4 separate regions of the Homo sapiens genome follow, and regions 1, 3 and 4 are each linked to region 2. A link is a loop called in an ENCODE intact Hi-C map of the cell type or tissue named here. Cell type or tissue: A673. All regions are shown on one strand. Region 1 has its middle 420 kb from the start of LINC02378. Region 2 has its middle 31 kb from the start of MIR3974. Region 3 has its middle 39 kb from the start of MGST1. Region 4 has its middle 98 kb from the start of RERGL.

Region 1 (2,500 bases), 480 kb before region 2:
GTCCAAATAAAAATGATATCATTAAAATCTCTTAGGGAATATATATATGTCAATACATGATGATGTAACAAATAATTAATTGCAATAATTATACATTTGTACTAGATTTTATATTTGAATAATTAAATATATTAGACATAAATAAAAGTAGAATAGATTTTGTCCTAGAGAAGAACTTTTAAGTACCGAAATAACATAAAAAAAATGAGCTACAATTTCTGCATATCACCAAATATAGTAAACAAAAGTAAAATCCACAATTGGGCTAGAATTTAAAAAATTTAATCTGTATGATGGAGAAATACTACTGTCATAAATAAAATTGAAAACAAGTAACTGTGAAAGAAAAACTGTTGGGAAAGGATTGAAACAGGCAATTTAAAAAAGAACAATTTGAAAAACAGTAAAGGTATAAAAACCATGCTAAACATAAAAACTAAAATATTGAGACACTATTTTTCACTTTTGAAACTATGATTTATGAAAAATATTTATGCCAAAAGACTACCAAAGGCATATAAAATAGGTACTTTAAACAATGATCCCAGAGGTAAAACGTATACATTTCAAAAACATTTGGCAACAAAAACCGAGATTTTTAAAAATGCTCATACTCTTTTAATATAGCGAATGGCTTTGCTTCAATCATACTACCCTGATAAACTAACCAATGCCTCACTACAGTTCTCAAAAGAGGAAATAATCTCAGTGTCCTGCAAAAAGAGGAATTGTTAAAAAGTATCAATTTAAAAATGCAATGTTGAAGGATACATAATTCAGAAGGGAATGCTCAGAATTGTTATTATAAGGAACCACATAGCTTCGAAAATAAACTGCAAGGAAGTCTGCAAATGTATGAAATAGGCAAAAATATTTTAACATCATAATATAGGGTTAAAGGCTAAGGTTTGTAAATATTCTAAGTTTGAAATCTTGTCTTACCACTTTAATTATGTAGCTTTGAAAATTTACTTACTCCATTTGTATCCCAGTTTTCTCATCTAAAAGATGATGATAATAGCCTGTACTTTACAGTTTTATGGAACATAAAATAGAATAACTATGTGAATGATATGCTTAGCACAGGACTTGGCACTAAGCAAGTGCACAATAAATGTTATTAGCTATTATTATCCCTAGATGGTGGTATGGCATTGTGAATATTTTTCTCCCTTTTAAATGTATATGAGATATTTTCATAACAAAATTTTGACTAGCTCTTTTTCATAAGTTTCATCAGAATAAAATGTGTATCTTCTTAAAAGTCAAGGTAGCAGCATAACCCAAAAAAAATGTGTATAGATAAAAATTCTGTCTTTTGTGAGCCCCTTTTCTATTAACTGCAAGTCTATTATATATGATTACCTCATTTATTCATTCCACAAAAAAGTATTTTTTATACTGAATGCCAGGTAACTAAGTTCTGTAAACATATTAGTGAACAAAATGTGTCCCTTTCTTTATGGGGTTTATAATCTGTTGGAGTTGACAATAAATAAGTGCAAAATAAGTTGTTATTTTGAATGTAATAGTCTGAGAAAACTTACCTGAAGAGATGGCTTTTAAAACTGAAACCTGATCAGGCATTCTGTTAACACTGAACTTGTCAAATCAAGAAAATAAGAAATGTCCAACAGTTCAAAGGTCATAATTCTATAAAAATATATTCAAAGCAGATGTAATGGTGTATTCAAAGTACACTATGAAAATTAAAAGACATCATAAAGATAGTGTATTTCTGAGTACGTCTGTAGCTTTCATAGCCTCAGATTCAACCAACCGCAAATCAAAAGTATTTAAAGAAAATTAAAAATAAGTCAATTTTAAAAGTACACACAAAAAGTACAGAATAATAACTATTTATAGCACATTTACATTATATTTGCTATTATAAATAATCAAGACATGATTTAAAGTGTAAGGGAGGATATGCATAGATTATATGGAAATAGTACTCCATTTCTTCTACTGGACTTGAGCATCCACTAATTTTGGTATCCACAGGTGTCCCACAAGCAATTCTCCATAAATAGATATCAAGGAATAACTGAAAGCAGATAAGAAATATTTTAAGTTGATTTAAATTTAATTTAAATATAGTTCTGATATATTAACGCAATCAATCTTCTTTTTAGGTAGATTAATGTATCACACACATAACAATAGCAATAGCAACAACAATAAATAATATTTATTGAACACTTAATATGAGCTGAGATATGCTAAGCAATACGGGGACAAGAGGTTGTCCCAGTATTATCCCTGTTTTACAGCAGAAGAAATCAACATAAATTTTCCTTTTCCAAAACCACCAGTTCATTTGTGATGAAATTGTGATTCAAACCAGGTCTGTCTGATATCAAAATCAGTGTGCATAATCTATAGGCTTTACTGCTTTGGTTTGGATATCTGAATGCATTTGAGAGATTTCTATTTTAACTGAATTTTCCCTAATTATTTTTTAATTAAAAAATTCACACATTAAATCAGTCATTTGAAA
Region 2 (2,500 bases):
ACTACTTTACTTTGGAAAAATAAAACATATATTACATAAAATAAACTATATGTTTCTTTGGAAATTATATTTTGATACTGAAAAAAGTCATTGGGTATTAATAGTGTGATTTGGTTTAACTAAATTCATTGTCATGGTTTTTACCCTTTATAATATTTTTATATATATACACGTATATATATATATATATACGTGTATATATATATTGTGTAGGTCTTATTTACAAAATATATGCATTAGCTTAAGAGAAAAAATAACAAATTATAGTAAATGTGATAACCTGTTGTCTTTTTAAAATTTCACTTTACATAGGTATGTCATATGTCCTATTTCATTAAAATAAACTTTTTTAATATTACTGTGCTGTTGAATGATTCTAGCTTTGTAATGGTTCTTTTTTGAGTTTATAATATTTTATTAACAAAAACATGCTTTCATTTAATTACAGGAAATTATCTAGATTTGATTATATTTTATTTTTTTTTTAATTATACTTTAAGTTTTAGGGTACATGTGCACAACGTGCAGGTTAGTTACATATGTATACATGTGCCATGTAATGGTTCTTAAAATAGTTTAGGAGTATTCTGAATATTGTGGAAGATGCTGGACTCTATGTGGTGGCTCTAACAACATACAACTTTCTGTCCCCCAAAAGGGGGTTGATTTGCTTTGCTAGTTTCCCCATTATATAAGAGTCCAAGTGTTAAATACTAAGTTAAAATTGGTCTAGATGATAAATACCTGAGAGGATGTTTGGTTTATTCTTGCACCTTCGCGTCTGGAAGCATCAGGCACCCGTGAGAGTCCCTGATTTAAGCTCTGCTCACTTTCACCTTTGCATAAAAAAGCAGAACACATTCAACTGTTATTTTTAATCGTTCTTTTCATAAGTAATACAAGTTTTCTTGTGTGTTGCGTGTGTGTGTGTGTGTGTGTGTGTGTGTGTGTGTGTGTGTGTGTGTTTTCTAAAGAAGCAAAACAAAAATGATGAAGCAAAAAAAACAATCTACAACTTCGTAATTTGCCAGTTACAGCCGGTGGTGCTTTTACATTGCTGCTGCCACCTAGTGGCTACCTTGTAGAAATCTATCCGCTGGTTCTCGGGAAAGAAACTGCAGAGGGCTCCTCAAACAACGTAGCAAGCAGTCAAAATTGATTTTCCTATTGTGTTAGTCCTCCTTGCAACATAAACATGTCCTAACAGAAGGAAAATATTGCTTATTAAAAAACGTCCTTAATCAACAAGGAACAGAGTAGATGATAAAATCCAATGAATGCTTTGGAGAAATACAACTTATTTAACTTGTATATGCAAATCCACGATAGCATCTCTTTTTCTGTGATTTCAGACTTTCTGTTGTTATTTCATATAGTAGATTCACTGGTTTCCACAGAGTAAAACGGGAAAAAAAAGAAGTAGAGATGGGTTAGAAAGACAGATGAGAAGAAACCTGAGATAAGCTCTGTGTTTTGTCTGCTAATTTGTTGCTTTCTGGGTCCTAAATGTGATGATTGTGGTAATTGTTTGTGTTGTGGGCTTTTCCCCCAATTTTTCTTTATACTTTGCATTGTACAGAAAAGAATGAGCCACCCAGAGATTATAGTTGACTGTTCATCAAGTAGGGCAAATGAGCCAATGTCCTTGGAAATGTTTAGACAGAAACAGAGCATCCCTTCTGGTTTCCTGAGGCAATTTCAAGGGAGAATTAATTTATTTACTAATTTTCTGAAGAAATAGGTGACCACTGACTTGAAGTAGGATTGGTGTTTAGAGCACAGAAATAAAGATTAGAAGTGCGCAAGCTTGTGGCAATACAAAGCAAATATATATATTAGTATGTTATATATTATATACTAATATAATAAAAGATTAGAAATGTTATCAGAATATCAGAAATGTCAGAAATATTTTTACCACTTCAGCCTCACATCACAAAAATTGGCAATATCGTCAGCTATTCCTGTTGCATATCTCAAAACATCATTCTACACAGTGAATTTATATTACATGCAGATCTTTATCATAAGCAGTGTGGTGCAGAAATCCTGTTATAAAGAAAAATGGACAATATACATTTTAAAGAAGTAATGGAAAAGTATAACGGAGTTATCCAATGGTAATTCAGACAATACTTGGGTGGTATATCAACCAAGGTACAATAGGAAATAGCAGCTTGGAGTGATTTATCTACGTTCTTAAAGAGAAGGAATTTCATACAGGAGATTAGGATACAAGTCATGAAATGCATTAGAAACCCTAACTCAAAAGCTGGGAAGTACAAGAAGCTGCTACCACTCCTCTACTTGATCATCAAAGGACAGAACTGACAGTACACACAGGAAGAGACCAAGGCCACCCAAAAGAAGCCTATACATGGTAGACCAGTCTAGGTGAAGGGGAAGCTTTGAAGCAGATACCACTATTGCTAAAGAAGCAAGGAGAAAAGCTCTGACACTTTCTTTACCCTTACCCTACAGTCATATGAGCAGGTCTTTA
Region 3 (2,500 bases), 1.3 Mb before region 2:
AAGAAACTATTTGCAACTCAGAGAAGCAGAAGCCAGGGAAGAAATATAATTTGGAACTAAAGATCGCCTCCCCAGTATAAAGTTCTTATTGTGCCCAAATTTTATTTTGGAGAGGAGGAGAATCTTGAAAAGAGAAATTTTAATAAGAAATAGTTTGAACTGCAATATGAATTCTGCTGCAATGGACCATTGTAATCAGTGTGAATGGGGCAAGTCTAAAATTTCTTTTGTCATTAGGTGGAGGGAGGTTGGAAGTGAAGGAAGAACTCTGAGGTTACATCAATCACATGATTTCTTTAAAACTACATTTGTGTGCATGAATTGTATATAATATTTGATCTTATTACACATAGAAATGGCAAAAATCAGTGGTTATATGCTTTCAATATTTTTCTCAAGTAAAATCCACTATAATTTTTACCGGCTAAATTTATACTTATTTTATTAACAATTTATTTGCACATCTGCCTGGGAAAAAGTCTGTTTCAAACAATGATAATCTGATGCAACTGTATCTCTTTTAGTTTCAGACCTACCATCAAAGCCCAGGAGAAGCCCGTCTCTTTTCAAAGGGCTTTCTTTTTTTTTTTTTTTTCCTCAATCTGGGTGGCTAACTTTGATTTGTCTTTGGCACGATACTGTGGAGCTCACAAGTAACTCTCATTAAGAGTTCTGCAAATGCTAATTGATAGATCAGCAAGTTTGGAGGGCTGCTTTTAATACATACAGTTTCTTTTGGAGTTTTGCGTCTTTTCTACCTCTTAAGAGTCAAGTCTATTTGACAGCCAACTAGAGAGTATTGAAGTAATTGCCCATAAAATGAGAGTCTCCTATCTACCCTCTTCTCAGCACACTTGCCTAAAGAATCTGCCTACTGCCTTCACTCTTTGCTTCATTTGGTCTTTCAGTGGCTCGTTAGGTGTGGGCTCCTTTTGGCCAGGGCTACCCAGCTCTATTTCAGTTCCCTGTATGCCTGTTTGCCTTCGGAGGCAGTGACAAATTTGCTAGGTTGCGAGGTTTGCACTGGTCAATAAACCAGTCCAAAGTATCCAAGCAGTTTGTGGTTTGGAAATTCTTGAGCTCTTTTGGAGAAGATCGGTGATTTCCCATTGCCACTAGATGTCCCTGTGTGACTTTTCTTTTGGACATCAGTGCTGTACACGCGGCAAGTTATTTCTACTCTGCTGGATAGAAGGAAAGTGCTCCGCAGGCTCTGAAGAAGCAGTTTATAGCGGCATGTCACCCAAGCTAGGACTCGGCACAACTTAGCCCTAGCACATGGATTTAGAGTGCAAGGGTATGGCAATGCCGAAAATTACTCAGACTGTGCAGAAATCAGGATTATCTCTATAGAGGTCCTGGGATCTTTCCAACTTGCATCATTAAACTTTTCCTGCCTCCCAGCCTACTCTCAATACTGAGACCGAAGCTTCTAAAACAATCTGTCATGAAGAATTACGAGCTAGCTTTTAAAAAATAGTTTTTACTTCTGATCTTTTGCAGGCCAATGCCTGATGTTACTGTATATGACCAGTATGCCGCTCACTGTGTGAGTTTGCGAACACCCAAACTGTGTACAGTAGGCCCCCTTTGTCTCAGTTTTCCTTTCTGCAATTTCAGTTACCTATGGTCACTTGCAGTTCAAAAATATTAAATGGAAATTTCCAGAAATAAGCAACTCGTAAGTTTTAAATTGTGTGCCACTCTAAGTAGAGTGATGAAATCTACTTCCAACTCCATCCGGCCTGGGATGTGAATTATCTTTTTATCAAGCGTCTCTGCACAATATACACTGTCCACCCTGTCAGTCACTTAGCAGCCAGCTTGGTGATCAGATCGATTGTAGTGGCATTGCAGTGTTTGTGTTCATGTATTTTACTTAATAATGGCCCCAAAGTCCAAGAGTAGTAATGCTGGCATATTATAATTGTTCTATTTTATTATTAGTTACTAGTTATTGCTGTTAAATCTTTTACTGTGCCTAATTTGTAAATTAAACTTTACAAACTTTATAATCTTTATTTTATTGTGCCTAATTTATAAATTAAACTTTATCATAGTGCATGACATACATGTATAAATGGGAAAAAAAACAGCACAGTCATGCATTGCATAATGACATTTTGGTCAATGATGGAGCATATATATGGCTGTGGACCCATAAGATAATAATACAGCTGGAAAATTTCTATCACCTAGTGATGTCATAGCTGTCCTAACATTATAGTGCAAAGCATTACTCCCCTCTTTATGTTGATGCTGGTGCACACCAACCTACTGGGTTGCAAGTCATAGAAAAGCGAACAAGTAATGTCCTAGGCCTTCGCATTCACTGCCCACTCACTCACTGACTCACCCACAGTGACTTCCAATCCTGCAAGCTCCATTCATGATAAATGCCCTATACAGGTATACCATTTTTTTTTTTTTTGAGATGGAGTCTCGCTCTGTTGCCCAGGCTGGAGTGCAGTGGGGCTATCTCGGCTCACTGCAAGCTCCG
Region 4 (2,500 bases), 350 kb after region 2:
AATTTCTTTAACTTTCAGATGGCTGTCAGGTTACTCTGAAGTCTAAAGAAACTACACTCAAATTAGTTTTTTAAAATTAATTTATGCCTAATAAAAATAATTCCAGTTATAATCAGTAACTAGAAAACTTTCTGTAATCTAACGTGGCACAACCTAGGGAAAAATAAGTTAGCTATTGTCAAATGTAAGATGTCAGATGTATCCTTATCTCTTTCCTACATGAAGACTGAAAGAAAACCTGGTATTCTAATAGAGAAAATGTTTAGAACATTTCCATAGCAAATTGACCTTTATCCATCAAGCTTTGTTACAAGGTGACAATAATTTGATATACCACCTCATTTAACATTGAATTTCACCCAACATAACTTGAAAAAGATAACATTTTAAACAACTTAAAACTACACATTTATAGACATTGTTAAAGCAAGATTATAACAAAACCACAAACATTAAAAATATCTAAGGCGTAATGGAAGCTAAATGTATCCAAATCCTCAACTGTCAAAAATATCTCTGCTTCTCTCACAATTGCAGAAAATTGAGCATGTCTTCTCACCTCTGCTCCTGTCTGCTCTGACTTTCAATGTTGACCCCATTTCTATCAGGGGATCACTCACAATGGAAGACTCTGGCCAGTGGCTTGCAGGTTACTACTCCTGATCCCACCTCTAGTGATTTCCTCCCTGCCCATTTCTGGTGGGTCTCACTCACACAGAGAATCACTGGTCTTAGTGTGGGCGTGTGCAAGTACATGTGTGTGCAGATGTTTACATGCGTGTGTTGGGGAGGAGGTGTCAGAAAACAATGGAAATAACAAGAACTCTTTTTTTCCCCCACTGTTGTCATCATGTTTTTCAATTTCTCCCTGCTATTATCAGAAAATACCAGCAACTCTGGCTAGGGAGTAAGAATATATGCCTGGATTGGAATTTAAGCTCCAGCATTTGCTAACTCTTTCTGCTGCACTAATCACAACATTCTGGAGCATCATAAAAGCTAGTTAGCCTTAAATAGGGTAAATGACTCCTACCCTCAAAGCTATTGTAAGAATTTCATAATTATTAATAACATATGTAAAAATGGCAAACCTCAAGGACCACAGAAAGTAGACTCAATAACATGTTAGTTCCCTTTCTCCAGCTATCACAGAACTGTATTTGCTCTCCCCCTAGTGGCCGACCTCCATATTCCTCATTTTTTGCATAAATTACCCATTTCAAACACTGTTTTTACTTGCAATCCATCCCAAAAGGTCAAAAGACAAGACAATCTTGTGTAGAAATTAAATATTGTGGAAACCGAATGCAAACCTGATAGTAATAAAAAGAATACAAACGCTATATGAAATATTTGCTTTAGTGGGAAAAAAATATAAAAATGAGAAAATAAACAGCATCATTACAGAGACGGAAGAGCACGTGCTGCTTGCCCAGCCTGGATATAATTTTTGGTTCTGATTGTCACAATTACAAGTTAAGTTAGCATTATGTTTTTCATGCTTAATTTACTTCTGAGATGTTTAAAAGGACTAGCTCTTCGTGTGTTTGTTTTGCTTAGACACATCTGTTGACACTGCCTTCATCTTATAGTCAAACTGCAGGAGTTGGCGATGATTACAGATTCAATCCTCTGATTAGAAACAAGACTGATTTTTATGAAACATTTGTTTCTGTATTTTAAAAAAAAGCTTCTTTAATTTCAAACATTGCAAACCACTTTGTTTATTAGAGCTAGATTTATTTCTTAAGGGTGTACTTTTTTGGTCGGTTTTTGAGGGTTAGACAGAAAGTGGCTCCATTTCAATTACTGCATGTATGATTAGCAGTGTTATCTAGTTATTCCTCTAAGCTTTTTATTTTTATTTTTCCCTGTCTTTGACGAACACACCAAAAACAAAAGTTGAAAAATGTTCGAGTGGGTACAAATGGGTTAAAATTTCCATTTACTTGCGACTTAAAAATTGGGTTCAATTGAGGAGACTAAATCTTTTACCAGAATATGTTTTTGAGAGATACAAGAGACAACTGTAGCACATTTCTTATCTGTATTCAAATATCTCTTGAACACTCTGAAATATTCCTATTGATTCATTGAACTAATGTTTGTTAAATAAAAGTTTCTTGAAAAAAATCTAGGGGAGTAATTAATCTTAAACTTATAAAACTAGCTATTTGGTGGTGACATTTTCTCCATTTTCTTCCTTTTAAACTTGGCTTATCTTCATTTGTTGTCTATTGCAGATAAGAAACATTCAGGTCAGCAACATCAATAGGTTTTATTACAGAAAAACAGATGTTATCATCACCTACTCTGTCGGTTTAATTAGAAATATTGAAATGTTCTATATCCCCGTTAAGCCTAAAACTGTGGGAAATGGCTTGTTTTCCAAGTTCTTTGAATTCTTAAAGAGCTCCTGCTTCAAAAACTATATTATTTTCTTACATTTTAATGGAAACAGAGAAGAAAAATTTTGGTATTTTTCTAAGCAAATAATCTA

Evidence for each region. Hi-C counts contacts between places; a loop is a spot of excess contacts. Peaks named below come from ENCODE experiments on the same cell type or tissue, not always from the same donor. Only the 100,000 strongest peaks of a DNase experiment are listed, where the experiment ranks them.
Region 1: it touches region 2 in a loop (4-fold over the local background); 4 of 110 quality-filtered maps call a loop at or near these places.
Region 3: a loop joins it to region 2, with 4 times the contacts of the local background. A loop is called at or near these places in 22 of 110 quality-filtered maps.
Region 4: a loop joins it to region 2, with 2.6 times the contacts of the local background. A loop is called at or near these places in 3 of 110 quality-filtered maps.

Annotation. Positions count from the first base shown.
Region 1 is chr12:17,163,097-17,165,596 of GRCh38, forward strand. No RefSeq gene overlaps it. Among named protein-coding and RNA genes, the nearest start is that of LINC02378, 420 kb to the right of the region's middle. In A673, a CTCF peak has its summit at 1,134; no DNase peak of the experiment used is centred here.
Region 2 is chr12:17,641,143-17,643,642 of GRCh38, forward strand. No RefSeq gene overlaps it. Among named protein-coding and RNA genes, the nearest start is that of MIR3974, 31 kb to the right of the region's middle. In A673, a CTCF peak has its summit at 1,072 (motif pointing left); a DNase peak (open chromatin) is centred at 1,069; H3K4me3 peaks cover 674 bases; H3K27ac peaks cover 885 bases.
Region 3 is chr12:16,385,114-16,387,613 of GRCh38, forward strand. It overlaps a transcript of MGST1 not described here. Among named protein-coding and RNA genes, the nearest start is that of MGST1, 39 kb to the left of the region's middle. In A673, a CTCF peak has its summit at 1,108 (motif pointing right); a DNase peak (open chromatin) is centred at 1,178; H3K27ac peaks cover 850 bases.
Region 4 is chr12:17,991,069-17,993,568 of GRCh38, forward strand. No RefSeq gene overlaps it. Among named protein-coding and RNA genes, the nearest start is that of RERGL, 98 kb to the right of the region's middle. In A673, a CTCF peak has its summit at 1,182 (motif pointing left); a DNase peak (open chromatin) is centred at 1,163.